Linked DNA regions of Mus musculus: region 2 is linked to region 1. A link is a loop called in an ENCODE intact Hi-C map of the cell type or tissue named here. Cell type or tissue: left cerebral cortex. All regions are shown on one strand.

Region 1 (8,000 bases):
TAACAAAACTAACTTCACTATCCTGCCTGTGTCTAAACACTTAGCTTTATGTAGAGAAAAAGAAAATGTATTGACTTTCCTAATTGGTATATAGCAAACAGGTTTTTTGCTTTGTTTCAAAAGTTATAGTTGCTTTATAATAAAACCTAAAAGCAAAAATAAATAAATAAATAAAAATAAATAAATAAAAGCTAAAAGCTTAAATGAAATTGCTTTTTTACTTTTGATTGCCTCTGGTGGCTGCTTTTTTTTTTTTTTATAGCTTATTCATAAGGCAGTGAGTCACAATTTGTTAGGAGGTTGGGGAGTTTTGTTTTTTTTTTAACTTAGAAGTTCTTAAAATTTTCACAAAATTAATTCTCTGTAATACATCATCAACAGTGACCATGGTATTTAAATGATTGCCAGTTATCTGGGAAGGCAGTCTTTTTATGATCATTATGTTTCATAGTATCATGTAACTCTTTCAGTCAGTGAATCACATTAGTAAATTATTTCAGTCATTTGATACACTGTCTCTCTGTTTCTAAGCTAACTATTCTATTGTTACTTTAAATCTTACTTAATTATCTCCATGTTTATGTGATGGCTTCCCAAGTTAGACTGTTTCTTAGTTAAGGCCTGGGCCTCCTTTTATATCCTAGCATTCAGAATAGCAAACTTACTAAATAGTTGTTACTTCCCTTTTTAATCCTCATACATTAATCACAGCCTTCCATTCAACTACCTGATACTTCTTTGGCAGGCAGATATAATAAATACTCCAGGAATCTACCACAAACTCCTTGGATAATTGATGGAGAAAGGAAAATGGAATCTTCGGTGGAAGAATTAATTTCAGATCATCTTCTGGCAGTATTCAGAGCAGAGAGTAAGTATTAAGATGCTCATGTTAATGTTAAATACATTGTCACTCACAAAGATGCCTTGAAGGCTCCAGGAAAATGTCTCCATTTGGTTAGTTATGCCTGCCCGAGCTCCTTGTCTCCAGGCTTCCCTTGAACAGCCACTGTTCATGTTCACAGGGCTTCCAGCCCATGCTGGATTCTAGTTCAGAGCCAAGGATAGCTGTCCTTTCTCAGTGACTGCTCTCTCCTGGGAAACCCAAACAACCAAGACTGCTTTAGACAAATGCACTAATCGCTAATCTTGGCAAACTTCTTTGGGGAAACATGAAGAAGTTTCACCTCTCATGTCCAGTGCTTGTTCAGGAGTACTTAGCGCCTTAACCTACAGAGTAACTTGGGAGGAAGGTTCAGGACTGGAGAAAAAGACCAAGAGCAACAGTTTACAGAGGTTTTATGGAGTGCATTTTGTTTTCATTTCCTAGGTATTAATGAGCCAGGTTTGTGGGATGAGTCAGATCTGGGAAAGCTTATGTTTTCCTTGTCTCAACAGGCCTGCAAGTCAAAGGCAGCTTCAAGTCTTGTGATTTTAAATAGTAGGAATAGATAAAAAGGAAAGTTGTAAAAACAACTGTAAAAAACAACTTCAAGCAGTAGGCAATGCCAGGCTTTGGAGTGGGGCCTCTCATGGATCAGCTAGGCACTGCCTTTCTCTCTGAGAAACACCTAGGAACATACTCTAAAGTCAGGCGGAGGTCTAGTGGAGCAGTGGCCGTCCCATCCAGCCCTTGACTTGTTAGGAACAGGTGCTTTAGACCACATCTCTCATGATTTATTGTCTGTCATATGAGTAAGCTCCCTTTTGTTTTTTACTTTTATAATTTTTACTCTTATGTATTGGCACTTACACCTGAGTGTTAAATGGTACTGGATCCCCTGGAGCTGCAGTTAGAGGGCTGTGAGTTGATCATATAGGTGCTGAGAACTGGACTTAGGTCCTCTGCAAGAGCAGTGCACATTCCTAACTGCTAAGCCGTCTCTCTTGTACCCCACACCTTCTAAAGGTTTATATACATTGTTTTCTTCTGTTTGTATGTGCGCGTATGGATGCGCATGTAGAGGCCAGTGGTCAGTGTTGGCTGTTGTCTTGGTAGGGTTCCTATTGCTGTGATGAAAATACCATGACCAAAAAGCAAGTTAGGGAGGAAAGGGTTTATTTGGATCATAGGCCACCATCAGAGGAAGGCAGGACACGAATCAAGTTGGGCTGAAACCTGGAGGCAGGAGCTGATGCAGAGGCCATGGAAGGTGTTGCTTACTGGCTTGTTTCACATGGTTTACTCAGCCTGCTTTCTTACAGAACCTAGGACCACCAGCCCAGGGATGGCATCACCCACAGTTGGGGGACTGGGCCCTCCCGTATTGATCACTAATTGAGAAAAATGCCTTACAGCTGGATCTCACAGAGACATTTTCTCAACTGAGGCTCCATCTTCTCTGGTGACTCTAGCTTGTGTCAAGTTGACACACAATCGGCCAGCACATCTAGATTTCTTCCACAGTTGCTTTCCACCTTACTTTATGAGACAAAGTGGCACTGAACCTGGAGCTCACCAGGGTGGCTAGCCAGGCTAGCCAGTGAGCTCCAGGGGTCTGCTCATGTTCAGCGCACCCACCAAGCACCAGGGTTAGAGATGCATGTTGTCACCCTTCACTGCTTTAAAGCCTTTTTAAATTATGTATATGTGTATATATGTGGGGTGTGTGCCCACAGGTTTAGGAGCATTGGGTCTTCTGGAGCTGGAGTTCTAGGTGTTTGTGAGCTATCTTATGTGGGTGCTAGGAACCAAACTCAAGTCCTGCTCAGAGCAGCAAGTGCTCTTACCACAAAGCCATCTCTCCAGCTAGGGCTCCTGGTGCTAACATGGCTGCTGGGTCTGCGAGCTAGAGTCCTCATGCTTCTACAGGGAGCACTTAGCGTGGCTTAGCTGTCTTCCTAGCTGCCAGGCATCATTTCTGAATGGAGAAAAGTGACCTAGAAGACTTAGGAAAACACCTTTGTGGCATTGCTATGAACTTTTACTTAATATTTATAAACTGCTATTTTTTCACAAGATATGGGTTATGAAGACTTGAAAATAAGCTCAGCTTGAGCTGATGGCATCACTCAGTGTGCACTGAGGTCTGACTTTGGTTCATGGCATTGCATCAAAAAGAAAAAAGTAAAGAAGTCTTGCTCACATTGTTGGGGGGGGGGGCTGCCTGGCTTCCTTTCTATTCTGGAATCTTCAGTTTGGACTACTTAGGTCCCAAAGAAACCCCTAGTTTCTTCAGGGTTCCAGGGTTGCTGGAGGCTTTGAAACTCCCCTTTCAGGCTTTCATAAAGGTAATTTTTTTTTTTTTTTTTGGTCATTTTCCACTTGAAGAGGGAAAACACTGTACCCTAACTGAACATAGACAGAGCCGTGAGGCTGAGGATATAGTTCACTTGTGCCTGGGATTGATTCTCAGTTGGACATGGTGGTGCAGGCCTGGTACTTGGAAGGTGTCCTAGGAGTCCTAGAGACCAAGGAGACCTAGAAGGTTAAGGTCATCCTTGCTAAATAATGAGTTTGAGGCCAGTCTGAGGTCTCTGAGACTCTGTCTCAAGGAACAAATAAAAAACAGGCCAGGCATGGTGGCACATAACTTTCAGCACAGCACTCAGGAAGCAGAGCCAGTCTGATCTCTATGGGTTCCAGGACAGCCAGTGGGACCCAGTCTCAAAAACAACAAAAACCTCAAAAAAAAAAAAAAAGACAAAAACAGGCTGGGTGATGGTGACAGTTAATCCCAGTGCTCTGGGAGGCAGAGACAGGTGGATGTCTGTGAGTTCAAGGCCAGTCTAATCTACATAGCGAGTTCCAAGACAACCAGGGGTACACGATCCCTGTCTCAAAAATCAAACAAACAAAAACAAACATATAAACAAAACTAAATTGTATGTTCAGTGTATTCACTGAAAAATTGATACGAGCTCAGTTGTCTGGACCTGGATGCTGACTGACTCCTGTGTGTGTGGTAGTGGTGGGCAGTTATAAGCTTGTTCAGAATCCCTGATTGATAACCATCATTTGCCAGCCATTATTTCTCAGCTAGGTGAATTGTAACTTCTGATCAGTGGTTCATATCTGAGGGCTCTGGGAAAATGAGCTTTAACGGTTATTTCCTTGAGTTTGACAGTGTATGCAACAAACCAGTGTTGGATGGAGCAGCCTTGCTTCATACACAGCCATCTGTCTTTTAATGAGGGCAGACAAACTTGTCTCTCAGTTGCTTTGAACTAGCCCATGCTGTTATGTACCTGCTAATTCTGTAGGTAATAAGTATTAAGTGTTGACACATTCTCAAAGTCAATGAATCGAGGAAGTTTTTCCCTATTACTACATTTACTACCTTATTTGCTGAATAAAATGGTTGTTGGACCAATTCCCTGTGGTCTATGCCCTGTGTCTTGGCTTCCTGGGGTCTTCAAGCCTTCAGCCATCTGGCCTGAGTCTGAAAGCCACCACATAGCTGGACTACCACTTAGTGAGCCGTGATAATCCTTGCTCTTCATTTTGCTTTTGACATGACCTTTCCTTTGAGGAGATGCCTTAAACACATGTAGAATTAGAGGAGACAAGGCAAGGCATAATTCAAGTTTAGAAAAGTCCATTTTAAGCATGTATTCTCTCGTACGAAAGCCTTTCCCCCAGCTGCTCCTCATCACACACTTAAGACAGTCTTGAGGTTTTCTCCATAAATGACTTCCAGGTTCTATCTAGGATTCAATCTGTTTTCTTAGATTTTAAGTTTGAAACCTTTTCTAAAGGGAGCTGGTTGCATGACTCAGTGGCTGCAGGCATGCGTGCTGAGACTGATGGTCTGAGTCTGGTCCACAGCTCCCTTGGTTCAAGGAGAGAGCTAACTCTGTCCTCTGACTTCCACAGGAACACTGTGGCGCATGCCTGTACCCACAGCATCTCACACAGACATATACACATGTAATACAACAGTAAATAGAACATGGAGAAGACCATGGAACTGTGCTTGTAGGAATGTGTGTGCAGGGATGGTCTTACATTTGTTTCCTACCCTGTGTCTACCCTGTGTCACATCGTACTTTCCATCAGTGGCAACTCTCTGAGGGTGTGGACGAGTCCACCTGGTTTACCTTTGTCTCTGTGACATCAAGCACAGTGCATTGCCACAGCAGACGTCCTGGGGGGACGCAGCAGTGCCTTTGTGAGGCTGGACTCTGATGGTCTCCCATGTTTGTTCATCAGTGTAGAGACAGCTCAGGGCTCCCAGTGCCTCCCAGCCCCTCTCAGTCCTCCATCCAATCTTCTGCTTCTGCCTTGTTGGTTCCAGTATGACCTGGTGGTTAATTGGTTCAAGTGTCAGTATGCCGGATCCACCAGTCTTACTACCAGATCTGCATTTGTTAATCTGATGTGACTTTTGGCATGACCTGTCTGCTTCACCTTCCTCAGAAGGAAAATGAACACCCATGACCACTGGTTAAAGTGTCTGGAGTAATGGCTGCTGTGGAGGTGAAGTCTTCTATTTGATCCGTATCTATGAGCTTTGTTATGTAGAGGTGTAAAACTGTCTTCCCTGTTTGACATTTTTAGTGTTTGGTCTGTGATGATAAGTTCATCTTGGATTGTGCATTGGTTTGAACATGGCTCCATGGTGGGTTTGTTATATAATTAATTTGCTATTTAAAGGTCAGACCTTTTTCTCAATTTCTTTCCATAGAGTTTAATTTCAGCATGATTGCTCTTGTTGGGTTGCTTACTTGAAAGAAAAAAGACAAAGTTTTTGCCAAGAGCCAGTGGCCAGGGAGGTGGGGCCTTCCTCCCAGCTTTGGCTTTCCATGAGATGGGGTACAGATGCTAGCTAAACTCTGGCTTTGACATCAGAAATATGTAGCTCTGCCATTGGATTGTTTGACACTGGGAATATTGCCTAAATCTACAAAGCTTAATGTCCATTTATTTAATGTTTCATGAAGTTATAATAAGAATTAAGTGATGTGTGTATATTTTTACCCCAGCTTGTGGCATATGATGAGTAGTATTTATTATTACTATGTCTATTTTAGCCAAGATTGAGATTAGAGATGAGGTGGTCATTAGCCCTTGAGGTTACCTCCTATGGATTGCTGGGATGAGTTCTACCACAGGTTGGAATAAAGAATTGCAGAGCTTCTGTGATTCTCATCTTTTTCTATTACAGGTTTTAATTTCTCATCCTCGGGACGAGAAGACGTAGACGTGAGAACATTAGGAAATGGTAAGATGGCATCAGCACCACTTGGTTAGAACCCATTTGCTTACTGCAGCCACTTAAAGCCAAGGGAAGACTAGGTTCTACAGATGGGGGACCTTTGTGCATCATGCAGCTGCCTTGGCAAACTGCTGTGTTTGTCTGAACAGTCATTTCCTTGGAGACTTCCTTACTGGAAGCCTGCAAGTTGTAATGATTGTGTGTGCCTTAAGAAGGTAATTTTTTTCCCTCCAAGTTATTAGTTACTCCGTTTAAGAACTTCTCAGGTGCGCAATTTTAATCCCAGCACTTGGGAGACAGAGGCAGGCAGATCTAGTTGGAGGACAGTCAGGGCTACCTAAAGAAAACCTGTCTCAAACTTTAGAGAGAAATACACACACTCACTCTCTCTCTCTCTCTCTCTCTCTCTCTCTCTCTCTCTCTCTCTCAGGGATGACCAGTTTTCAAAATATCTGTCTTTATTTAAAAATAACTGTTGCAGCTTTCATTTCTTTCCTATTTTATCTTGTTGAGTTATAAGAAAGATGATGAGACATCGTTTTGAACTGTTAGACATTTGCAGTTCCTTCTCCTCACAGGATCACAGTTGTTCTGGGTCACTAGAAGAGTGGCTGGGAGAATGGATCTCACCTCGGTGTGTCTGAGCAGTGCTCTCTATGATGATAGTTCCATCAGTGTGTCCAACTTAATTAGTGGCTATTGAAGTCTTGTTTTGTAATTAGCACAAGCCTATGTGAGGCCCTCTGGGGAAGGCAGTCCTTTTTACACACTGCCTGGATGGGTTTAGCAGCCTCCTTGCTCCAGCCCCCAGAAGCCCTATTACTCTCATACTCGTATATCTCAGACCCCTACACTGCACTAAGCTCTCAGTCCTGGAGCTCAGCCTGCTTCTCACACCTCCCGCGTTTGCCCGGTGGTAACTGTCATCACGCTTCTGTTTCCTGCCGGGGTGTGCGCTGCCAGGAAGGCCCTTTGCAGTTGAACTTCTGAATCCTCATCGAGTGCATTTCACCTCACAAGAAATGAAGGAGCTCCAGCAGGTAAGGGCTGCACGGCTCCGCCAGGCCTGTGTTTGTGCAGAGCTCCGACTGAGCGGGACTGAGTCGGTAATTGTTTTTCTTTCTCCGATACTGCAGACAATTAATAAATCATCTGACAAAATCCAAGTCCGTGACTTGCAGCTTGTCACCAGGTAAGGATGGATGTGCTAGAGAGTTCAAAAAGTATTCTTTCAAAAGTTTCCAAAGATCATATGTTTGTAAGGGAATTACATAGCGTTATTAAGGAAAATAAAAATCTAGCAACCCAATTAAATGGGAAAATGATTAAGTAGACCTTTCTCAAAGGAGGATGTATGAGTAGTCTATGAACATGAAACAATGCCTAGCATCTTGCACAAGGGCTGTGCAAGTTCAAGCCACACCCAGGAGGATGGCTGTCACCAAAAAATGAAAGTATCAAGTGCTGGCAAAGACATAGAGGAACTGCCTTGTGTGTTGCTAGGGTTGAAAGTGTGGCCACTTCGACAGTCTCTCCTAAGCTCAAACATACAATGATCATATGACCTAGCTGTTCCACTTCTAGATATCACATCAGCAATAGAAATGAAAGTATGTATCAATCAAAGACCACATGCAGATGGTTGTAGTAGTGTTTTTTACAAAGCAGAGAGGTAGCTAGTGGTAATATAGACCTGTAATTCTACTAACTGCTAAGTTAAGGCAGGAAGGTTTGAATTCAGGGCTATCCTTAGCCAAGTAGTGAATTTGAGGCCAGCCTGGGTTATATAATACTCTTACGTTAAAAAACAAAAAGGGTAGTAGTAGTAGATACTATTTGTAT
Region 2 (8,000 bases), 150 kb after region 1:
TTCAATCTTGATGGTTTCAATCCTCAGCCTCCTTTTTGAGGGCATGGACTAGTCTGAGAAACCGATGAAAGCTAACTTCCTTTGACTGGAAAAATGCACGAAACCTTATACACAATTCCAAAGGATTGTCAGGTACTCATGACCCTCAAGCCAGAAATTCCCCTTTCAAAACCAAGAGACAAGCCAGGTGCTGAGGAAGGAGGCTCACCCAAAGCTGTAAGCCAGCATGATCTAAGCCAGCAAGGTTACAAGGTGAGATTTTGGGGGATGCTGTGGAAAAAAAAATTGGCCTGTTAGTTAGACACTGTCCATTTTCACTTAATTGCAAAATTAGTAAGCCTTTTACTAACTGAATGGCAGTCTTCAGACAAAATTAGACTTATTTTAAGCATCAGTAAACTTTAAAAATTAATTCTTCCAGTTTTATAAGATGTTAAACCAAGTACTCTCTACCTCAAATTGGTTCAATTCTCAAAAGCGGAAGCTTCCGGGTATGTTTTCCTGTGTTAGTCTCCAGAACAGTCTCTGAAAAATGAGCAGATTAAAGTCCAGTACCTTAGGAAAACGAACATTTGTCTAAGAGCTGCAGGTTATTTGGTTTTATAGAATACATTTCTAGCTACAGCTATGCACGTGAAAACAGCCAGCAAACACAACTAAATCCCACACCTTTTTACTTACTTGGAACCGTTCCAGACACCCCCTACAATCGTAATGAAATGTACGAAGTCTCCCTTACCAGTCAGGGAAGGAAGCTTTCACTTCTGAATAGCCCACCATATCAGACCCATCTAATTCCTCAGCTGCCAGACTAGCTGATGAAGTAAGTCCCTCTTTGTAGATTCTGGTGCTGCACTACTAACCATGGTGAATGGACTCTTGGTGTAAGAACAAAGCTACCATAGTGCCATAGGCTTCTTTCTCAGACCTAAGATTTAGTCAGGCCCCACACCAAGTCATCTTCGTAGGTTCACAGTCAGGTGACAGTCCTCTCATAATCTTCAGCTTCACACTCTAGAGTATCTGAAGAACAAATCCCAAACATTTAGCTTTGCCAAGGAAGCTGAGACTCCCCGTGGCCTTTGATAGAGAATGTAGGTAGCAGGACAGCCCTTCTTTTTCAGCTCTTGCCATCTGCTTTCAGCAAATTTTTTCCATTTTTCTTTTGTATATATTAAACACTATAACCTGCCTTTCAGACACCCACAGATCAGGAGAGGGAAGATACAGAACTCTGACAATCAAAACTTAGGAATTTAATATGGGTGGTAAAGGTTTGCAAGTGAAAATGGTTTGCTATTGCTCCACTAACTCTAGCTTCAGTGTACATCCCCCTACCCCCACCCCCCACCTCTGCACCTGATGAGCACTGAGTGAAAGCTGAAGGTGGCATGCACAGCATTCCTGGCTATGCATCCGCGTTCCATTTTAAATATATTAATTAGGTGTATTTAAAAAATTAAAGACAGACAGTAAAGGTTTTAAAGTTTCTCTTTGAAAAGATGATATCTTACAGTACATACAAAAATACTCTGAAAATACATACGGCTTCATTTACAAAACACGGAGTCAACAGATTACAAGAATTACATGGTTGTGGATTTTTCATAAACTGAGCATGCATTCATGAAACTTAAAAAATATTAAGAAATGCACTGAAAAAAGCAGTGTAAAAAAAGACAACTCATATAGTTAAATAAAAACTACAAAGGTCCTGAGCCAATTAATGGTTGGTAACAATGTCATTCAGAAATGCCTTGAGGTTTCAATAAAATCCACTGCTTATTTCTGCATGCCTAATCCATGAAGAAACTGTTGGCGACTGTGGGGAGTTATGGTGAGCAATTACCATGCTGAGTTACTTTTATACTTCAAAAATACAAGTCTGCTATACTTAAAGGGATCTTATCATTGATGGCAGAATGAATTCTTCCTCTGTAAAAAATACCAATCAGCTAACAAGAATGCCATGAGATAGTAAGATATGTAACAATTTCACCATTCATATACTGACTTTCAGTATCCTGGTTATAGTTTGATTTTTAATAAAGATGCATTTTGAAGGCCTCCATGGGAGGCAAAACATTTATGGTGCCCAACTCTTGTGTAGTCAGTCACTGGACTAATCCTCCTTGGTAACTACGCAACATTTGGACAAAAGCACAAAAAATAGTTTAAATATTCATGTGCCAGTTTGGAAAAAATAATTTAAATAAACAAAATAGATATCTACACAAATGAAGGAAGCAGAAAAGATATCTCACATTCATTAATCTCAGGTTTCACAAAGTGGCTTCAATGCTAAAGTAAACACATAAACATTTGGAAAATTACAAGAGAAGGGCTTTTTTTTGTTTGTTTTTTAACTTTTTCAGCTCTATACAATGATTACAACATAACACTAAAAACAAAAAACAAAAAAAAAAAAAACCAAACAAAACAGTTCAGGACTTGTTTTTATCAGAGTCCAAGTGACCAAGAACTGGTTCCCATAACAGAGAAACAACAAACATCCAAAGTTAAGGCAGTAAAACCTCAAAATGCAAAGCCATAACACTGTAGGTGACATTTACTGGCAGGTATCCTCAGAGTGGACTCGGCAACCAGTGAGAGACTGCTACGTCATCTCAGGGTTCCAGTGTGAGAGTTCAAAAACCACTCCTAGGTCATTAGGCTGACGACTGTCCCTGTCACCTATCTGTATGGCAGCTGGTTCTACTTTGAAGACTGGCTGCCATCGATGCACTGCATGACGCATGCTCACCTAAGTGAAGAGGCACTGCTATTACCGATTAAGGGTCAGGCGGATCGAGTTTTTGATGACACGGATGTTGTTTGCTGGAACTGGAGATGATGAATCTGGGAGTTCTTTACTGGGTAGTCTCTATGAGAAAGAGAGAGACAAAAAAGTGTGTAAATGCCCATGCACTTGAATTCTAGAGAGTGAGAGAGAAAGCGCGTGCGCGCACACACACACACACACCCTACCATAATGGCTCCTACCACTCATGTGTGCTTGACATCTCCTTCCTCTTCCCTTATTCATTCATTTTGCTCTTGGGCATTTTTTAAGACAGTCAGAACTAAGAAGAGGAGCAATAGGGAAGAGTAGAAGCAGCAGCAAGGTGAGGAGGATGCTGGAGAAGAGGGCTAGCTCAGTCTCCACTGAGTAAAGAGTAAACAACTCAGCCCTTCTTTCTCACAGCTGGGCACTGACACTGAGCAAGTGATGGTGATTAAAGTTGAGGACTAACAGGAAGATCTGCTCCCTGAGAGCTATGTCCTCAATCAGCTTTTAGATTGTGTAATAGAAACAATATAAACCTCGTCAATAGTTAACTTGCAGAGGATGTGGTCAGTGGTAGGCCACTAGTGTGGCATGGAGTTCTGCGTTTAATCCCCAGCACCATAAACAAGTAAGTAAATGATTGGTAAAAAGTTCAGGCATACAAAAGATAGAATAGGGCAATAAAATGCATCTAGCATAAGCAAACCAGACAATATACAACTGTACTCACACTTGATCATTCTAGTTTTTTGTTTTTGTTTTGTTTTTAACATGTTTCTTTCTATGTTTTCTGGCTGGTCTGGAACTCAGATGCTGGGAGTAAAAACATGCATCACCCCCTGGCCGAACTTGAAAGTCTTTAAAGCACAGTCATGCCATTCACTGTTTTGTATTTTAACATCCACTCCAATATTTTCTTGGATTATCATATTTCGTAAATATTTCTGTAACAGTCTTACAGCGTGACTTTTGTAACTGAAACTGTCCATAAACATATTACTGTGTTTTGAAAAGGTCTGACAAAGCCAACGCTGATTATAAGGGAGTGCGCTTTCCTCTTTGGAGGCGTGAAACACAGTCTCAGAGAAGGGCTCCCATACTCTGTACACAGTTCCTTCCTTGGCTTTCCATGCCTAATAATATTCTGTTTATTAGTTAATGGTAATGCTTCACAGAGTCAATTTTAAAATTCAATGCTAGAATCTTTTTAGCTCACATTCTAAAGGTATTCTCTGCATACAGTGCTACATTTGGCTCCTCTAAATACAAATATATTTGATTTCTTTTTTTTTAAGATTTATTTTATGTATATGAATGCACTGTAGCTGTCTTCAGACACACCAGGAGAGGGCATCAGGTCCCATTACAGATGGCTGTGAGCCACCATGTGGCTGCTGGGAATTGACTCAGAACTTCTGGAAGAGCAGTCTTAACCTCTTAACCTCTGAGCCATCTCTCTAGCCCCAATATATTTGAATTCTAATAACTTAAAATTTGAAAGCCATTTATATAACAACAGCTATCTCTGGCATTAGTAAGAAACTCCTGTGCTGAGCAAACAACTGTTCATAGATAAATATGACAGATTTAAATCTAAGTAAGTCACAAGTCTTTCTTTTTTTTTTCAATTTTTTATTAGATATTTTCTTCCTTTACATTTCAAATGCTATCCCGAAAGTCCCCTATACCCTCCCCCACCCTGCTCCCCTACCCACCCACTCCCACTTCTTGGCCCTGGTGTTCCCCTGTACTGGGATATATAAAGTTTGCAAGGCTAAGGGGCCTCTCTTTCCACTGATGGCCGACTAGACCATCTTCTGATACATATACAGCTAGAGACACAAGCTCTGGGGGTACTGGTTAGTTCATACTGTTGTTCCACCTACAGGGTTGCAGATCCCTTCAGCTCCTTGGGTACTTTCTCTAGCTCCTCAATTGAGGGCCCTGTGTTCCATCCAATAGATGACTGTGAGCATCCACTTCTGTATTCGCCAGGCACTGGCACAGCCTCACAAGAGAGAGCTATATCAGGGTCCTTTCACCAAAATCTTGCTGGCATATGCAATAGTGTCTGCGTTTTGTGGCTGATTATGGGATGGATCCCCGGGTGGGGTAGTCTCTGGATGGTCCATCCTTTGTCACAAGTCTTCTTAACTCATTTTCTCTTTTCTAGACTTTGAGGAATGCCCACTGAGAACTATAAGCTATTTGTCATTTGCAGTCCTAATGAACCACATTGCCTGTCTCTCAGAACAAGGACATAATCATATCCTTTTCTGATCCTAGGTTTTTGTTTCTTTTCAACAGGGTTTTAACTCTGTAGCTCAGGCTAGACTTAAACTTGAAGCAATCCTCCTGCCTCGGTCTTCTAAATACTTGGATTTAGTTTTAGTTTCTTAATACATTTTTTTGTACTTGTTTTTACCCATAGAGATATTATCATCTATTACCTTTTTGCGTGCCGTATCAATAGTTGGAATAGGCATAGATTCTCCACCAATCGAATCCTAAAAACAGAAGAATTAAAAATACAGGTTTAAATTTTCTTTCTGTATACAAAACTTATTCCTACTTAGAACCCTGAATACCTGAAGACTGAAACACTTCCTCTATATTTCTCACACTACTGCTCTTTAAGCTCATGTTTGAGACAACGCCAACTCATTTACCATTGGTTTTCTTTTCCGATCCTCGGCAGCCCGGGACTCCTTAAATGCTGACTCAAGTCGAATGAACTAAAATAGAAACAGTAAAAATGAGTTGCTATTATGTAACTGGAAAGATACTACAATCTATATAAACCAAGAAGCTTATTAGTCTACCATCAGAAACTACAATAATTTAAGACTTCAATTAACTACAACTAAATTGAGACTGAGTTCAACTGCTACCCTTAATTTTTGCAACTGAAGTGATCTTTTTGGTTAAATCCATTCAGATTCTAACAAAATATATTTTATTACCATCTACTGGAAGCAGAGAAGATCACATAAAAGAAAAAACAGTATGAACACTATGGTCATCACTAATTACTTAGTTTTTGTGTAAATCAAGAAATGTATACCAATCAAGCAGACTTCAGACCTCAGTGATTTTAAATCGAGATGAACAATTATTGTTTCTTAAGGGTTTAAAATACTTTTAAACAGAACAAATTGTTGGTTTCTTTACTATTATTTTAACTTACAAAACAAAACAAAACAAAAGGCGTGATCACCATTGAAGGCATAATGTTACCTTTTCTATGTCTTTCAGCCTCTTAGAAGTCCCATCTGTAGGTGGCGAATGGGATCTTTTGGGTGTAACATTCTTAGTAATATTTGATATCCCATTTAGATGTGGTTGTCCCTGGACAGGGTTGTGGGGTGTTGTGATTCTAGGAATAACATTCCGTCCTACTACAGTAGGAATGGTGCACACAGCTGGGGAGGATACAGCTTTTGCTGTAGGGTCAACCTCTGAAAAGCAAAAACAAGTTTAGTGATCAAGTATTTCTGCAGTGGGATTGTCACTATGCAGTGGCAGGAGCTGAGATACCTACTTGCACCAATGACTGGAATGGACAGCCCCTGAGCTGGGGGGACACTTGGCAGCTTCTCCACAACCACAGCCACAGGCTCAGCACTACTCCTAGGAAACATGTAAAGTTATCAGTATTAGTTTATTTCCTCTTATGGATTTAAAGCTCTCACCTTTAACATTTTAACATTACTTCTTTCTAGTATTTCAACCTTACTCACAAGAAGAACAGAAAATGTCAGATAAGGTGGTGAAGCAGAAAATCTGTACATCCATCTATACAGCACGACTCCGTAAGTTCTTAATCATGGGGCAACCCCTGCAGCACTACACAAACTGTCAAGCATTCCTAAACAAGAAACTAGTAGCTAGCAAGAGAAAAATCTCTGAATAATGAGAACAGGTCTTTTAGGAAAGGAACAGAAAGTTCTCATTATCCTTCAGTAAACAGACTGAAAGGACAGTTCTGGCCCATACCTTTCTATTTCTCCTGTGGGGCTGTCTGGGTTGGAAGGCTTATTTGCAGACACCGGAGAGTTAAAAGGTGTTCCACTGTCAGTGTCTCTGGAGCTATCCAGACAAGTGCTATCCAGAGATGATCTTTTGGACTGAAGGCCCCCTGAACTCCGACTTACATCAGAAAGACTCTGCCAAAAGAGAAAAAAGGCTGTTAGAGTTTCAAAAACAAATGAGAATACAGAGACTACCTTCAGTTCCGAAGAACACAAAAGCATATTATTTTTGTGATAAATGAGATTTCAGACTGACTGTCTACATCCTCTTTCCAAACAGGGTTAGAAGAGGTATAAAATTCAAATTTGGTCTCAAGATCAACGGTATGAATGGAAGCATAGTGGAGAGTTACAGTAACACACTCACCTTTTTCTTCTTTTGAAGAATCTCTGCTGGTAGGTAATGATGAAGCTGCTTTTTCTTTACATGAGTTGCTTCAATTTTCATCCCATCCTTCAGCATATTTATATTGTTTGCCTGCCTGTACACTGTAAAAATGTTAATATGATAAAGAAAAAATTTCTTTCTGAACCACAAGCTGTTTTCCTTTTCTGAAATATATAAACCTCTATGCCCCACTAAAACCACACCCTCTTGTGGGAACAGATATTTCTAAAATTTCCATTGTGTTATAATACTATTTAAGAATTGATTGGTTCTATGTGTATATCATCTAAAAGTTTTCTTACAGACAACCCTTATTAACAAAGTAAATATGTAGCAATTATTTTCCCTCCAAATCTTGTTTACTATTTTCAAAAAGGCAATCTTTCTTCATAATTACTTGTCTGAGTCTAAGATAATGTTTTTTCTTTTTTCTTACACACACACACACACACACACACACACACACACACACACACACACAGGTGTGCTGGGGAAAGACTCCCGGGAGAGTAGCCAGAACTCTAAATCTCTAAGTTGTCTCTACAACTCCAAATGCAATTCAACTTCTCCTTCTACCCCGAGCCTGTTTTATTATGGGAATTCAGCATCTGCAAATCTAAAGTGTATAGGTGGAAGATTTGTCTTACAAAGCCTGGAAAACCTTGATGCATCCCAAGATATATGGCTCTAGATTTCTGTTCTAGTGCTTTTCAAAACAGGTAAAGACCAGTTGTATTACCAAAATTAAGGTAGTTTGTGTCTAGCCATTTAGATTTTAAGTCCACTGAAGACA

What was found. Hi-C counts contacts between places; a loop is a spot of excess contacts. Peaks named below come from ENCODE experiments on the same cell type or tissue, not always from the same donor. Only the 100,000 strongest peaks of a DNase experiment are listed, where the experiment ranks them.
Region 2: it touches region 1 in a loop (2.4-fold over the local background); 2 of 42 quality-filtered maps call a loop at or near these places.

What each region holds. Positions count from the first base shown.
Region 1 is chr11:23,711,455-23,719,454 of GRCm38, forward strand. It overlaps Pus10 (pseudouridylate synthase 10), which reads left to right. Exons shown (of 18, transcript NM_028304.3): 11 at 746-871; 12 at 6,108-6,164; 13 at 7,122-7,198; 14 at 7,295-7,350. Among named protein-coding and RNA genes, the nearest start is that of Pus10, 49 kb to the left of the region's middle. In left cerebral cortex, no CTCF peak of the experiment used is centred here; no DNase peak of the experiment used is centred here.
Region 2 is chr11:23,861,173-23,869,172 of GRCm38, forward strand. It overlaps Papolg (poly(A) polymerase gamma), which reads right to left. Exons shown (of 22, transcript NM_172555.2): 16 at 7,187-7,308; 17 at 6,785-6,954; 18 at 6,330-6,418; 19 at 6,026-6,246; 20 at 5,458-5,523; 21 at 5,239-5,295; 22 at 1,474-2,884. The coding sequence ends at 2,786. Among named protein-coding and RNA genes, the nearest start is that of Gm12061, 29 kb to the right of the region's middle. In left cerebral cortex, a CTCF peak has its summit at 4,120 (motif pointing right); a DNase peak (open chromatin) is centred at 5,474.